3 separate regions of the Mus musculus genome follow, and all the other regions are linked to region 1. A link is a loop called in an ENCODE intact Hi-C map of the cell type or tissue named here. Cell type or tissue: gastrocnemius. All regions are shown on one strand.

Region 1 (5,000 bases):
TCCTCAGTCAAAGTGGCCCTTGCGTAAGACGGCTTGCGGGTAGATCGGCTGGGAAGTGAATCCTGCTTTCAGCTACTCTCTTATCTCCGGGACAGTATCTATCACATCTGTCTGTTCGGAAATGTTCTGATGTTCAGAACAACCTACTTCTGAAACCTCTTAGGCCCGGAAATTCCTTAGCATCCACAGATTTCCTGTGGCAAAGAGATGATGTTGCTTATCAGCTATTCCAAAAGTCAATAGACTTGATCAGAGTGCTGAGAAAATACCTGCTGAGCTGGGTGTTGTAGCTCAGGGGCTGGGTGTATATTCAGCAGTATAGCACAAGACCCTGGGTTCACTCTCCAGCACCACACACACACACACACACACACACACACACACACACACCAGCAGCGGCAACAATAAATTTAAAAGCCTGACAATTTAATTCCCTCGCATCCAGATTAGTGATTTTTAGTTGGAGACAGTTTTGTCCTCTCTACAAGAGACACTTGGAAATGTTAGGGGGGTTTGGATTGTCACAATCAGGGATAAGAGGTACATCAGCATCAAGTGGGCAGAAGCCAGGGATATGTCTAAGCATCTTACCTAGGACAACCCCCATAATGAAGAATTATCCAACCCCAAACACAAGTGCTACTGACACTGGGGAACATGATCTAGACTCTCCACATGGTCATAGATAAAAGGCCAAGAAGCGATTGATCTAGACTATTCTGAGACTTGTAAAACCACCAGCTTATTCATCATTCCGAAACTGCAGTCATTCCCGTAGCTTGGAGAGACTGGAGGAAGTCTCGGTCTTCACTGCAGCATTGGATCCTCGGAGCTTTTGCGGGAGCCCTGCCTTCCTTCTCAACTCCATCCTTTTCTGCCCTTGCCCCACAAGCACATGACTCTCCTCTCATCCAAATCTCACTCAGGCTTTGAAGCCCACACATGCTGCACACTTATCCACTGACTCAGTCTTACCCATAAGCCCCAAAGTTAGCTGATGCCTCTGGCTTGCCCCTCACTAGACTCCCTGAAGGGGACCCATGTCATATCTCAGACTTAATCAGCCTTAGTACTGACAGTCAAGTGTGAAAGCTCTGTGGCTGTCTTAAGAGTCAAATGAGGTGCTGAGCATAAAAGCACATTGTATAGGCCTGCTGTTCAAAACATGATAGTCAGTACCCTAGTATCTATAGAAGCATACACTCAGGAGCTAAATAAACCGCTCACATGTAGTTAACGTGTTGGAGAGAGCAAGGCATTCCGATTAGTCTGCTATTGGAACTAGCAGGAAAGAAAAAGTTCCATCAGAAATCCTACACCAATTAATACGCCTTCACGCTCCACTGAATCCAGGAGCAGTGGGTGTCACATTTTCCCAAAGCGGTGCCCAAGCCAACCTTTCTGCTTTTAGCAAGTTAATGAACAGCTTGTGAGTAACTCTTGGCCCACTCCAGCCCAATTTAGAAGGCTGCCAAGGGGATAAGATATCAATATGACACAGCCTCTGCTCTGCTGGGGACCCAGCTCTGTAGTGTTCCCCTCTTCCCCCACCCAAGTGCTTCTGTGTTCAGTCACAGGAGAGTCTGAGGCCCTTACACCAGTGGGACGAGGCTTCACCCAGGCCTGGCCTTTCCCCCAGGCAGAAGAGAGAGCCTTGTCCGAGATCCTTCGAGAAAAGCAAGTGGGGGCATCACATTCCAAGCAGCTCCAGGTTTGGCTGGGAGCCAGGTGCTGAGAGCCAAACAAGAAGGAACACATTCCAGGGAGTCAGGGAGCCCTGCTCACATGAGGGGCCCAGTAAGCAGGGCCCCCGCTGGGCACCAGGTGCTGCTCATCTGGAGATCAGTCATGCAAGGGGAAGGACTCCAGTTTCTCTGGTTATGGATTCAGAGGCTTAAATGCCTCCCACTCTCACACACCGTTGGTGGACAAAGCATATGTAACAGTCACATGTCAAACCACCCTAAGTAAAGTAGAAGAAGGAGGGTGCTGTTGACATCTTGGTTCACACCCAACTGGAGCCAAATTTCTTTCATTCAGTACCCAAAGAGAGGATGCTATTAACAACAAGAGTGGATGGAAGCAGGGAGCCTGAGTTCTATGTCCTTAGGAACTCAGCTCCCCACCCTTGGAGCTCCACCCATGCTGTTCAGACAACACCTGCTCTTCACATCAACCAGCCAGCCTTCTTGGCAGCCAAACCTTTAGAAGATCTAGAGGACCCGTGGAAGTGCTTGCCGGCCTTTCTCCATGCCGGGAGCAGGCAGGCAGGAGGCGATGATCGGGCAGAGGGTTGAGCTATTTCTACTGGGGGAAGATGGCCCCATCGCCTGCCTGAAGAGTCTGTTCTTCCATTACAAACCAGAAGCCTGGGCCAGATTTCACCCAGCAAGGAGATAAACTGGGAGGGACTTTCAATGAGAATGACGTCCTCTTGCTGCACTTTGCTGCCACCTAGTGGGATATTAGTGTTCTCTCTCCCTCTTGCCGGAGCATTGAGGTGGTCTTCAGGCAAACGTCCTGGAAGTAATTTCTCTTAATCATATCTTACTTCTGTGGCAGAACAGCTGTGGGGAGCTCATCTACTTGGCCACGTGGCAAGTGTCCTAGAGACACAGACACAGTAATCATTTGCGAGGGTTGTACTGGCTGCGTGGGCACCTGAGGTGAGATTGATTCTATCTATCTATCTATCTATCTATCTATCTATCTATCTATCTATCTATCTATCTATCTATCTATCTAGATATCTATCTAGATATCTATCTAGATATCTATCTAGATATCTATCTAGATATCTATCTATCTAGATATTTATTTATTTTGTTTTTTCCAGACAGGATTTCTGTGTGTAGCCCTGGCTGTCCTGGAACTCATTTTGTAGACCAGCCTGACCTCAAACTCAGAAATCCACCTGCCTCTGCCTCCTAAGTGATGGGATTAAAGGCGAGTGCTACCACTGCTTGGCTGAGAGGTGAGATTCTTAGTCTCATGATATCTTGGCTAGGCTGAGATGCACCCCTCGCTCTTGAGACCTCTTTCCACTAGAGTCCCTCTCCCTCTGGGACCCACGTCCCCTCTACTCAAGCACTGCCACAGATCTTCATCTTGTGATTTGTGCCAGTAAGATTAGTTCACTTGACACAAACTGAGAAAGCTAGGATTGTGTGCCCTGTCTGTGATGCTGCTGTGTCCAGGGATGCGAGGTGGGAGTGTGGTCTGCAGAGGTTTCTTGGACTTTCCCTGGGTTCTTCAGAAGTCTGCAACTGATCAGCCATATTTTCCAGTTATAGCCAAATGTTTATTTCTTCTAGTCCCAGAAAGCGCTTGGCTTCAGCAACTACTGAACAACCTACATTCAACTCTTTTGTGGTGATTTGAGAAGGAATGGCCCCATAGATTCATGTGTTTGAATGCTTGACCATTGGCACTATTAGGGAGCGTGGCCTTACTGGAGGAAGTGTGTCACTATAGGGGGGACAGGCTTGGAGGTCTTAAATGCTCAAACCATGCCCGGTGTGGCACACAGTTCCCTTCTGCTGCCTGAGGATCAAGATGTAGCATGCTCAGCTCTCTAACAACATGTCTGCCTGCATGATTCCTACTGTGATGATAATGGACTACACTTCTGAAACTATAAGTTTTCCTTTATGAGGGTTGAGGTGGTGGTCATGGTGTTGCTTTGTAGCAATAAAACATACTAAGACAGTATCCCAAAATGAAATTACTCTGTTATCTATTTTTAATTTTTCAGTTTAGGTAAAAATCATTCATATTGTCACAGCCTTCCTTCCTTCCTCCCTCCCTCCCTCCTTCCCTCCCTCCCTTCCTTCCTTCCCTTGGTGCTGGGAAGGAGTGCAGGGCCTTGCAAGCCATGCCTGTGTTTTCCTCGCCTCAGCAACACCCATGATCTTCTGTTTGGCAGCACCTCCTAACCATCGTGACAGCCTCTCCATGGGGTTTAACAGGGGTAGAAATGCTGACCACTTTTTATTGGTTATTGACTATTTTCTAAAAATCCTTTGCTTATTTTACCATTGGGTTATCTGTTGTTTGTTTGGTGGTGGTGGTGGTTTTATTGTTGTTTTTGTTGTGATGATGGTGTGAAGTGGAAATTTTTGGTTTCTTTACAGACTCAGTTGTGTTTTGTGATTTTTTTCTGGAAACTGTTGTATGAGAGGATGTTTTGCTGAGGCAGACACATGAGAGGACATGTGATGTTTGGAAGGAGTATAAGTAGAACCCGACAGTGGAGGATGCCTGTTGATTCACCTCGCAACACTTTGCTGGTCTTTGCTGATCGTCACTTGCCATGACTTTGTAGAGAGAAAAGTGCCAAGGAACTTCTTGTGTCATTCCAGCTGCTTCTTGTGGCTTCCACAGATTCTGCCGATTCAGCAGAACCTCCAATTTTTTCTGGATCAAGCCATGGCTATTGATTTGTGTTTGGTGTTTGCCGATAAGACTGGATTGCCACTACTGATTTGTGTTTGGAATCACCCCAAAGAACTGCTTCTAAACAGGTCCACATCCCCTGTTTTCATATTAATCTTTCTTCTCCCCTACTTTTGGTCAGTGGGCTGGAAGGGAGGTTGAAGCATTTAAGAACCCTTATTAAATAGGTTTTGATAAACCTAAGCCTACAGTGAAGGGTTTTTTGGGAGGCGGGGGGTTGGTTTGTTATTGATGTTGTTTGTTTGTCTTAGATAGGGTTTCTCTGTGTAGTCCTGGCTGTCCTAGAACTCACTCTGTACACTAGGCTGTCCTGGAACTTACAGAGATCCCTCTGCCTCTGTCTTCTGAGTAGAGGGATTAAAGGTGTGTGCCACCACTATGGTCATTTGTTTTTTTGCTGTTCACTTCTCTAGCTAGCCTCTTTAGATTTAGTTTTATTTTAAAATAAAAAATTGTATTATTGTTGTTGTATATGGTGTGTGGGGCAGAGCCCCAACAGCCATGATTATTTTTTTCTCTCAGCCTGTTTATATCTTCTTAGACAA
Region 2 (5,000 bases), 250 kb before region 1:
ACCCTTTGAACACTGCCCTGTCCTGATGACGAGAACTTCCTTGGGACCTGGCGCCTACTGATGGTGCCTTCTGAAAATCCAGCATAGAGCTCTCATCCCAACTCCAGACCTGCCGTCATCCAGGGCAGCAGCTGGACCCCTGACCAAGCACAGCCTCCTTCCTGGTGCTACTGGCCTATCCAAAATTAGAACCCCTTTGGAAAGTCAAGAGAGGGAAACACCCCATCCTGCAGCATCGACAAACCTGTGCACCCCTGATACCTCAGCCCAGCTGCATCTGTTGCCATTCTTAAAGACAAGAGACAGTTCCCTGTCTCCGGACAGAGGTATCTCACAACAGAGTGCTTTTTTGTTTAGCAGGTACACACGTTCTCTGACATTAGCTCCCTGGAGGCTGCAGCATCGCAGAATGGGAGGCAGGGGGTGAATATGTGCTCCCACTTTACTAGCAAGGAGACTGAGGTCTACTCACATAACTGAGTTGCTGTTTGGGAACAAGGCTAAGTGCCTACCCCAGATGGTTAAGCACAACCTTCTCCCCACAGCACCTTCAACCTGGGCTCTTTCCAGGGCCTATAGTCTGAAGGATGAATGGGGCTTCCTGTCTGACCAGGAGGCTGAGAAGTTTCTCATTCTATGAACAGCCCAGGCTTCTGAGACCCATCCTCTGTCCCCAAGTGCTGCCTCAAATGAGTTCTTTCAAGATATCTGCACCCCTGTCCCCCTTCCCTCAGCCACAACTCCTGCTGACAGGAATCTGGTGTTTGCTAAGTTCCATTCTTAACAGAACTGTCCCTGGAGACAAGAGAGCCATGGGGAGAGCTGGCCAGTTGCCAGGGATTCTCTGGGCCGTTCTGGAACTGGAACAAACTCCCACAGGCTCTTGTTCTACCATCTCTCCTGGGTTCTTCATGGTACCACCTCGTGTACAGCCACGCCAGTTAAACCAGCAAGATGTCCGTATTGCAATAGAAAGGGTCTTATTTGAGCCTGTGGACTGTCTGGAGTTTCTATCTAGTGGTCTCGCATCGCTCCCCTCCACTGTGACTCATGACTCTTTCTTCCCACAAGCCTTGACCATCGAGACTAACTTTAATGCTGCAGGTCTGAGAGAAGGAGCTAGGAAGCCCTCCGTAGCTCTGCTGACTCACTCTGCCCAACTGTAATTCCAAAGGCCCAGGCCTGAAGGGACTCAGTGTTTATTGAAAGGTGAACCATCCTGGGGTGCCAGGGACTGGGGAGAGACAATTAGGAGAAGTCTTTTTTCTTTCTTAAAAATTGTAAACTTACAGAAAGGATCTTATTTCGGGTCCTGGGCATGTTTCCCTTAAAGAAAGCACATACTCTTAGCATACGATCTCTCCATGAAGCAGCCTGCACTATGACCGACCGCTCACGGCTGTGGGGATGGTATAAGCTGTCCGGTCTGCACTTCATGAGGATTCCAATGGCCTCCACCTTTTGCAAGTGTCCCCTCAGCCTTTGTCTCTGCCTGAGAAGCGAAGCACTGCTTCCATCCGTAAGCAGCCCACCTCTCCTGTGGAGCAGGAGACACACAGCCCAGCAGAGACCGCACTCGCCATGCTAAGCACAGAGAGAAGCCACCACATGAGCAGCTTCTATCCAGTTCCCTGCCTGTCCCTCTCACTGTGCCTCTGCTTGTCCTGGGCAGCTTTCCCTCTATGCAGCCATTCTCAGATCTTGCTGGACAAGCCAGACATTTGAAGGATTCCTTGGAAGGTGTTTGTGTGCAGGCCGGATCTGTGGGTAAAATGCAGGCTGGCGTCAGCTCCAGGAAAGGAAGGTGTTCTAGCAACCAAAGCCACCCAACAATGGATGGTCACAGGGCCTAAAGGACTTCTCTGTGGAGGGTGAGCGCTCTGGTCCTTCAAATTCACAAATTCTCAGGGCTGGGCTGGGTTAGTGATGGCTTTGTCTATCCTATGTCTCAGATGTCACCACACAGTTCTTAAGAAGGACAATGATCCTCTTGTAAGTGAGTGTAGGTCAGAGAAAATGGGGCAGGCTCTGGTCTTTAGGCAAACACCAAACTAAACCAAACAAAACACCACCAACAAAACTAGAAAACACCTCATCTGAGTTCAGGGGATTTTTTCCCAGGGAAATCAGCTGTTCCTGAGAGTTCAGTCCCATTGAGAAGGTTGCAGATTTTTAGAATGGGGCAATTAACTACTTTGTTTAGAAGGCCAATCTTGCAAAGGTCCTGGTTCCTCCTTCTGTCCCCTACATAGCCTCCTCCGTACACTGTGTGGGCAGTGTGGCCTTGGGATCCCCACTGATTACCAGGGATGGATGCCTGTCCCTGGAGATGGTGCTCTATATGCCACCTTCTTCTTGGGCCTCTTCACATTCCCTTCATTGGCTGTGGTTTGGAACTGAAATTATATATTTCAATATTGATTTTCCTCTGGTGTGCCAGCTGGCCACATCATGCTCTCTGAATGAAAAATTAGGTAAATTAAAGCTACTGTGTAGCCTTTCTCGACAAAAGTCAACAAAGCCCCAAATGAAAAGCGTGTGCTGTCTCCCTTTCACTGGAAAACAAAACAAAACAAAACAAAACAAAACAAAACAAAACAAAACAACCTTCCTTTTGAGCTTCTATTGAGTCTCTATTTCCCTTTACCTCTCAGGGCAGGCTGGGAATATGCTATCTGGCCGCTAGAGGGAGTTCCCTGCTCATAGCCAGGCTCAGCCTGGCTATGCTCAGCCAGGGGAGCTTGTCAGCCCAGGACTTCTGTTCCGCCTTCCCTCCTTGCTTTTAGCACACATCATCTATTTGTTCTCTACTCATTTACACCCAAACTTCTCTTTTTAAACAGTGGCTCTCTAAAGGACTGAGAAACGGGAGATGCTAGATTAATTCGTTGTGTGGTATGGAGAAATCTAGATATGGCTAGCACCTGCCCAAGATAGTCCCCTCGTTTCATTAATAGCTGTCTTAGTGTTGACACTATAGAGCTTTCCTATAAGGAACAAAATGAAACAAAACGACGGTCACAACAGGGTGAATGATCTGTCAGCCCTGCAGGTGGAGGCCAGATCCTTGCCAGATAAAACATTTTGCACATAGCTTAGATGTCTTTGAAGAAAACTGGCTGATGTCCTGATCTTGGAGAGCCAATAGCTAGGGTAAGAGGGATCTGAAAAGATGTTATAAAAACCCTGACGAGAAGGCCTGTATATGTTTCAACAGTTCCCTGGGAGGTGGTGAAAGTCCTACCTTTGGAATAAAAGAATAACTGTACAGTTGAAAGGTGCTAGAGAAGAATTCCAGCTAAGTTCAAAGTAAATCAAAGAGTGGGAGGAAGCATTAGAATATAAAGGACCCCTGGACTCGCAAGTTAGCTCAGTCAGCAAAGCACTGAAGAACTGAGTTGAGTCTCAGAACCCACATGCAAAAAGCCGGGCGTGGTGGTACTCAGTTGTAATCCCAGCACTAGGGAGGCAGAGACTGAGAGGATCGCTGGGGCTCACCAGCTGGCCAGCCCCACCTACTTGGCAAGTTCCAGGCCAGTGAGAGATGGTGTCTCAAAACATGGTGGATAGCACCTGAAGAGCAACAGGTGTCCTCTGACCTCCACATGAACACACACACACACACACACACACACACACACACACACACGTGTGTAAGCCACTCCACAAGCCACCAAGGCCACAGAGAAAGCACGGGCGAGGGTCAAGCTGGTGTCTGTAGGAAGACTACTGCTCACAGGTAACATTTAGATGGGGTTTCCCAATCCTGATAAAAGAGGACAGCCTGTCGGAGACAGTGTGAGGAACTTGTGAGGTGGGATATCTGCGGAAGAGACACCCTGAGAGCCCTCTCAGGAGTCAGAGGGAGGAAGTTGAGTGAAACAGGTTGTTCCTATAGAATGGCAAGCTTTCTGCAAGCACCTTCTACGGGGCAGGGATGCTGGAGATGATAAGCAGCTGAGGCAGGATGGCACTGTGTCAGGATGTGGGGAGAGGCTCCCCAAAGTGGAACAGCTCTGAGTGGCTCATTCATATCCTTCCTAACTGCTACTACCTTGCTGCCATTTGAAACCCATCAGTGCCTCTTCCTGTAAGTTGTGTGTGCCGTCATATGGCAGCCACTGGCAACCCAGGCAGAGCCATCCCCCTGTGCCTGCTTCACAGAGGGACAAACAGGCATGGGGGCAGCTAACTGCCTGCCTGGGGTCACAACGCTCCACCGAGGCAGCCTGGACTAGCCTGGGCTATTTGTCTCCAATCCCTTTTGTAAGAACAGGCTGCCTTCCTGAGGGACTGTTTGCCGACAAAGAGCAATGGCTTTCTACCCCACACGGTCCTTTATCCTCTGAATCGTTGTTCTGTTGGGATCCGTGCTGTGCTGTTCTGTGGAAAGTGGCCCCAAGAATATAGAAACTCCCAGCCTTGTCAGATGATCAGCCCCTGCCTCAGTGGACAAAAGTCCATTCTGTTACATCCACTAACTCCCACCTTCCTGAGCCCCCCAGCTCTCCAACATAAGGATATACTTTGCTATAACTTATTATTTTGTTCCCTGTAAATACAAGATGTTTATAGGAAATATGTATTCTGAACTATATCTGCAGAGTGGACTGCAACACCAGAATAGTTCTGTTATTTAGAATATGTGCATTGTAAAGGGACCTAATAGGTATTTATTTACATATGCCATCCACATTTACATAAAATTGTTTGATTGGCCAAGCCAGCTTCCTGGCACATTGCTGCACCACAGTGTCTTATTCTATGTCAATCCTTACAGTTGTTTATATGGTAATTGGCCAAACTTTTGGGGGTTTAAAACAAAATATAACTAACTCCGCTTTTGACGTATTCAGGGGCTCTCCCCCTGGTATTGTGCCTGACTAAGCCTGCCACCTTTCTGTCTTAAATATACTTTCTCATATGATCTGCCCTCTCCTCACACCCAAACACTTGGAGAAGGAAAGGTGACTAGCCCTTCTCGTCCCTTCTCAGTGTGG
Region 3 (5,000 bases), 240 kb before region 1:
GAGCAGTAGAGTCTCTGCAAACCAGAGTTGTTAGTGGTGCTAGCTAGCTCAGCTCTTTTTTTGAGCTGTGGGGCTTGTGTTTGTTTGTTTGTTCGTTTGCTGTTTTGGCTAGCCATTTCCTTTTCAGTCCTTATATGAATTCTTAGTCTCGCATTTTATCATGGCAAGCAAACATTATATTAATTCAGCCAAGGGTGCAGGTGAAGCAGGTGTCAGCCTCTAACAGCTGAGAGTCCCTGGAATAAGAGGCAGCTGGAGGCATTCGGGATTCAAATAGCCCAACCTCCATCATTCATCCAGGAAGGGCTTGGCAGTGGCAAAGGCCTGGGGCACAAGCAAGCCAGCCATCTGCCCAGACCTTTCCAGGACCACGACAGACTCTTTACCTCCATGGGTTGCCTCCACGGGTTGCTACAGCCTGGACATGGAAACCTGTGAGATCTCTCCACTGTTTTTTTAAGGTGGGCAATTAGCAATACGCACTTGCTTCTTAAAGTTGCTCCATGTGTCCCACAGATTTGTGTATGTTGTATTTTCATTATCATTCAATTCTAAAGTTTTTAATGTCAGGATACTTACTTAGGCTGGGGCTACGCCATGGGAAAGCAGCTGGCAATTCTGTGTCCTGAAGGTTCCCTTGCCCTCAGGCCCAACCCCTCCCTTCTTGCAGATCACGTGTTCTGAGTCCGCAGCCTCCTCTAGGCACCTGCTGCAGTGCCGCAGGGCTTTCTGACTGGGCAGAAGTGGGCCCATCACCTCATCAGCCTTCTCCCTCCTTCCTGTGGTGTCCCGAACTTCAGTCGGCCTAGTCAGAAGCATTTCGGAACAGGCTTCGTTTCCCTATCCTGTTGGCTTTTATTCTTTTTTTAACGAAGACTCCTCACCAAGCCTTGCTGCAGGCATCTGTGTGCCGACAGAGCCTCACTAACGGTGAATTGTCCGGGTTTAATTCTGAGTCTGGATTCAGCAACTGTCCTTCCTGCTCTTTGCTCCCTAAGACCTCGTAAATGATCCCTCAGGTAGTGACACCTGGAATGCAGAAAAACTGAGATTTAGCTAAAAATCTGCCTCCGGCCATTTTCACAGGAACACAAAAATCTTTTTTAGAAGATACTATAATAAGAGAGGATGTGCCTGATCCTGTAAAAATTTGATGCCCCAGGGAAAGGGGGTGATTGGGGCGGGGGTGGGGGGTGGGGGTGGGAGGTAAGGTAGAGGGGGGAGTTGGGGGAAGCACTCTCTCAGAAGCAAAGGGAACGAGGGATGGGATGAAGAACTCGGGGAGGGGAGACCATGAAGGAGGGCAACATTTGGAATGTAAATAAATAACATTGTTTAATTTTTAAAATACTATAATATTTTATGCCACTGTGCCAGTCTTTGATTCGGCACAATAAATCCAAATCCCGTCATCATCCGTTCAGCTCCCATCTTCCGGCAGTGAATGGCACACCACATGAGTCAACGTGTCAGAACGGATGTTAAGGTAAGGTGATGTCACCTCTAAGGGAATCTTTGCGCTTTGGTGGAGAAAACCAAACTGGAGACATGTTCGGCAGCAGGCTCTGGGAGGGCGAATGTGGGGAACTGCCATAGGCTCGCCACACGGCCCCGAGTGGGGGAGGGGAAATCTGGCTGTGGGAAGCCACCGAACCCCAGTCCGCGGAGATAGAGAGGGAGCAGTCCAGGCTCTCTGGGCCTCACGGAGTCCAGAGACAACAGGTTCTCAGTCTCAGACATCTCAGACGCTGCTGTATGTCACAGAAGAGCTGAGAACAAAGTGAGGGCCAAGAGCCCTTGGTCCAGTCTGGTAGCTGGTAACACTGGGAGGCCTTCCCAGGGGAGATTAGGCGTGGTTCTTTAGGGAAAGGCCTATTCCATTGTTCTAACATGGTGGGTCTTGATGAGCAGAGATGGTCCATGGTTTTAGAGCTTTACTGTAGAAAGACAGAGACAGACAGAGACAGAAGGTAGAGAAGGAGAAGTTGGCCATGGCTACGTGGAGAGACGTGGGAATGGAGGGGGAAAAAGAGAGCGAAAGGTGAGAGTAGGAGAACAAGAGCTTAGGAGAGTGAGGAGAGGCCAAGCAGCCCCTTTTATAGTGGGCTGGGCTCCCTACCTGGTGCAGGGTAACTGTGGGGAGGAGCATACCTGACATTGACTGTGGGGACTGATAGTCACAGGATTATGGAGTCGGGGCCTCTGTGGTGTCAGGGGCCTGTGTCTGGGAACGTGGCTCACTGTTCTGTCCCTTGTAGAGTTTTCTACTGGGTCTTCAGGGTAAGCTTCGCTCAACCAGAACACAGGCTGCCTTTCACAGTCCCACAGAGACACTGGAAACTTTGCCAGGATTCATCACTAAGAGTTTTAACCTCTGCCTGAAGTTTCAACTTGAATATTGAGGAAGGTTTCTATAATTTTACATTTCAGTAAGTAAGCTAGAATTCAGAAAGTCTGTGGAGGCAACGCTATCGGGATAATGTTGCCATCTTGTGTTTTTTGTGGGTATTGCAGGTCAGCCTGTTAGACACTTTTGACCCAGGGTGAGGAGGGAAAGTCTCTGACAAGGGGCGGAGACCTCAGCCCTTGATCCTCAGCTGTACTTTCCTCTCCTGACAGGAGAGGGCGCGAGTGCTCAAACTCAAGGATTCCAGCTGAACGGATGCTAACATCTTCCTGTAAGCCAAAACCACACGTGGCCAGAACCCATCAGTGAGGACACATATAAAAGGGGAGTGAGGGAAGCAGAGGGGAAAAGCATAAAGTCGAATACATATGATCAAAATAAATCACCAACCACATTAACCAAGTGGTTCACTCCTGTGTGTAGACACATTTATAGTGACTTTTTATGATATAAAATTTCAGTCACAAGAAAAATTATAGATAAGAGACGGTGAGACCCATAAAGTTTAAAAATTGCCGGCTCAGCCACCCTTTCTTTTATCCTGTTTGGGCACACTCAGGATTGAGGCTGCAATCTGTGCACACTGTGCAATGACTTCCACCTCAGGATATACCCAGTCCTCATTAATTTAGTTATTTTAAAAAACAACTTAAAAAAAAAATTCCAGGCTGGAGAGGTGGCTCAGTGGTTAAGAGCACTAGCTTCTTGCTCTTCCGATGGTCCTGAGTTCAAATCCCAGCAACCACATGGTGGCTCATAACCATCTGTAATGCAATCCAATGCTCTCTTCTGGTGCATCTGAAGACAGCTACAAATATAATTAGATATGTTAGATATAATAATATTTTTTAAAAAGTAAAGAAAAGAAAGGGAAAAAAATCTGGCTGTGAGGTGGCTCGGCAGGTGAAGGTGCTTGCCACCAGAGTTTGATCCCCAGGGTAGAAGAAGAGAACTAGTTTTTGAAAGTCATCTTCCAACACATAAACACTCAGACAGTAATAACAATAATTAATACTTTTCCATTGCTTTGTTGGAAGTTTCAGAAACAAATCTAAACACTGCATGCATGGCAGCTTTCTAACAGACTCGGATGATTTATTCAACATAATCACAATGCCACTGTCACAGCACACTACACTAACACTTCCTTAGTGGTGTTATTGTTGCTGTTGTTTTGAGACAGGATTTCTCTGTGTAACCCTGGCTGCCCTGGAACTCAAAGATCAGGCTGGCCTCAAACTCACAGAGATCTACCTGCTTCTGCCTCCTCAGTGCTAGGATTAAAGCCAGCCCTCCACCCCAAGATCTGATCTGTGGCCCAGCAGTGAACTGGTTTACAATCCAGTTCAGCAGGTGTGGGGTGGGGTGGGAGCACATGGGTGGATTGCTGCAGGCTACAGCTGTTCTCAGAAGAGACCAGCCCTGCTGTCGGTGTGCTAGCCTTATAGTTTAATGAAGGAATTAGAGCAGACTCAGCATGCCCACCCTACACTTAATTTGTTCATAAGTATTACTCCAATGATTGTTTCTGTTTCAAATGGTTTTTTGTTGTTGTTTTATTTTCACAATAAGCAAGGGCTTCTGCTGTAACCTCTGAACTACTGAGACTCGAGATACTTCAGTGCTGTGTACAGTCTGCCTCTGCGTTCCCTACCCCCTGCCAGAAGTTCCAATCCTCCCTCCAGCCCGCAACAAGCATGATACACAGACAACTGGTTTCTGTGCTGTGTCCTCCTGCAGCAAGCCCAGGGCTCTCTGCCCCTTTCCTGGCCGCTCCCCTAGTGTTAAAATGGCACTATCCATAAAACTCCTCCTTAATGAGGCCATTCTGAGGAGACAGCACGAGACATCCTCCATGCCTTTGTGTCTCCAAAAAAAACCAACACTCCTCCTGATAAGCAGAACTCTCCAGGTGCCTGTCCTTGAGACCTTAGAGAAATAACAAGCTCAAGGGAGACTAGGGCCTCGAGTTTAAATCATGGAGAAAAGGTAATCAGAGGTCGGGTCACAGACAGTTAAGAGTGGCCATGAAATTAGTCCCTGAACAGACACACATTAACCCGTCCCCCTCAGTACCATTCCACCAAGTGATTACAGCCCTCTGCTCCCCTTTTCTGTGAACATTCACAGGATTTCTAACTATACTGATATAAACCCAGTGTTTTCTGGACTCAGGGTTGCTTGCCAGCATTTACGCAGTGAGTGCAAGGCAGGTGATCTGAGTTCAAATTTGAAACAATAAAAGACTCTTTTGCGAGTTACAGCAGACTTCACAATTCTTGCGCTCATCCGAGTTTCCCGTAGACTCAAGACACAACACTTCCAAAAGCGTTGCTTTGGTATCTTATGTAGGAGTCTCACCTTAGAATCAAATAGTCAATCTCAGCCTAATGTAGCAGCTCCCTTTAAAAACAGACTTTCAGAAATATATTTCATCTACTAAGGAAATATAAAAGATCAGTTAAATAACAAGATGAACGTTAAGCACTACGTTAAACAGACTGATGTGTCTAAATAGATTTCATATCCATCCGCATACCTCTGGCTTAGTGTGATTTTTGGTTTTGTGATATCTTGTAACTTGCTATTTCCT

What was found. Peaks named below come from ENCODE experiments on the same cell type or tissue, not always from the same donor. Only the 100,000 strongest peaks of a DNase experiment are listed, where the experiment ranks them.
Region 2: a loop joins it to region 1, with 8 times the contacts of the local background. A loop is called at or near these places in 19 of 42 quality-filtered maps.
Region 3: it touches region 1 in a loop (5-fold over the local background); 29 of 42 quality-filtered maps call a loop at or near these places.

The regions. Positions count from the first base shown.
Region 1 is chr9:59,720,727-59,725,726 of GRCm38, reverse strand. No RefSeq gene overlaps it. Among named protein-coding and RNA genes, the nearest start is that of Senp8, 27 kb to the left of the region's middle. In gastrocnemius, a CTCF peak has its summit at 2,456 (motif pointing left); DNase peaks (open chromatin) are centred at 1,742 and 2,367; H3K4me3 peaks cover 570 bases; H3K27ac peaks cover 1,471 bases.
Region 2 is chr9:59,967,278-59,972,277 of GRCm38, reverse strand. It overlaps Thsd4 (thrombospondin, type I, domain containing 4), which reads left to right. Exons shown (of 18, transcript NM_001040426.3): 18 at 1-5,000. Among named protein-coding and RNA genes, the nearest start is that of Gm7616, 18 kb to the right of the region's middle. In gastrocnemius, a CTCF peak has its summit at 2,686 (motif pointing right); DNase peaks (open chromatin) are centred at 824 and 2,691.
Region 3 is chr9:59,957,085-59,962,084 of GRCm38, reverse strand. It overlaps a transcript of Nr2e3 not described here. Among named protein-coding and RNA genes, the nearest start is that of Gm7616, 8.3 kb to the right of the region's middle. In gastrocnemius, a CTCF peak has its summit at 2,544; DNase peaks (open chromatin) are centred at 345, 681, 1,686 and 2,584.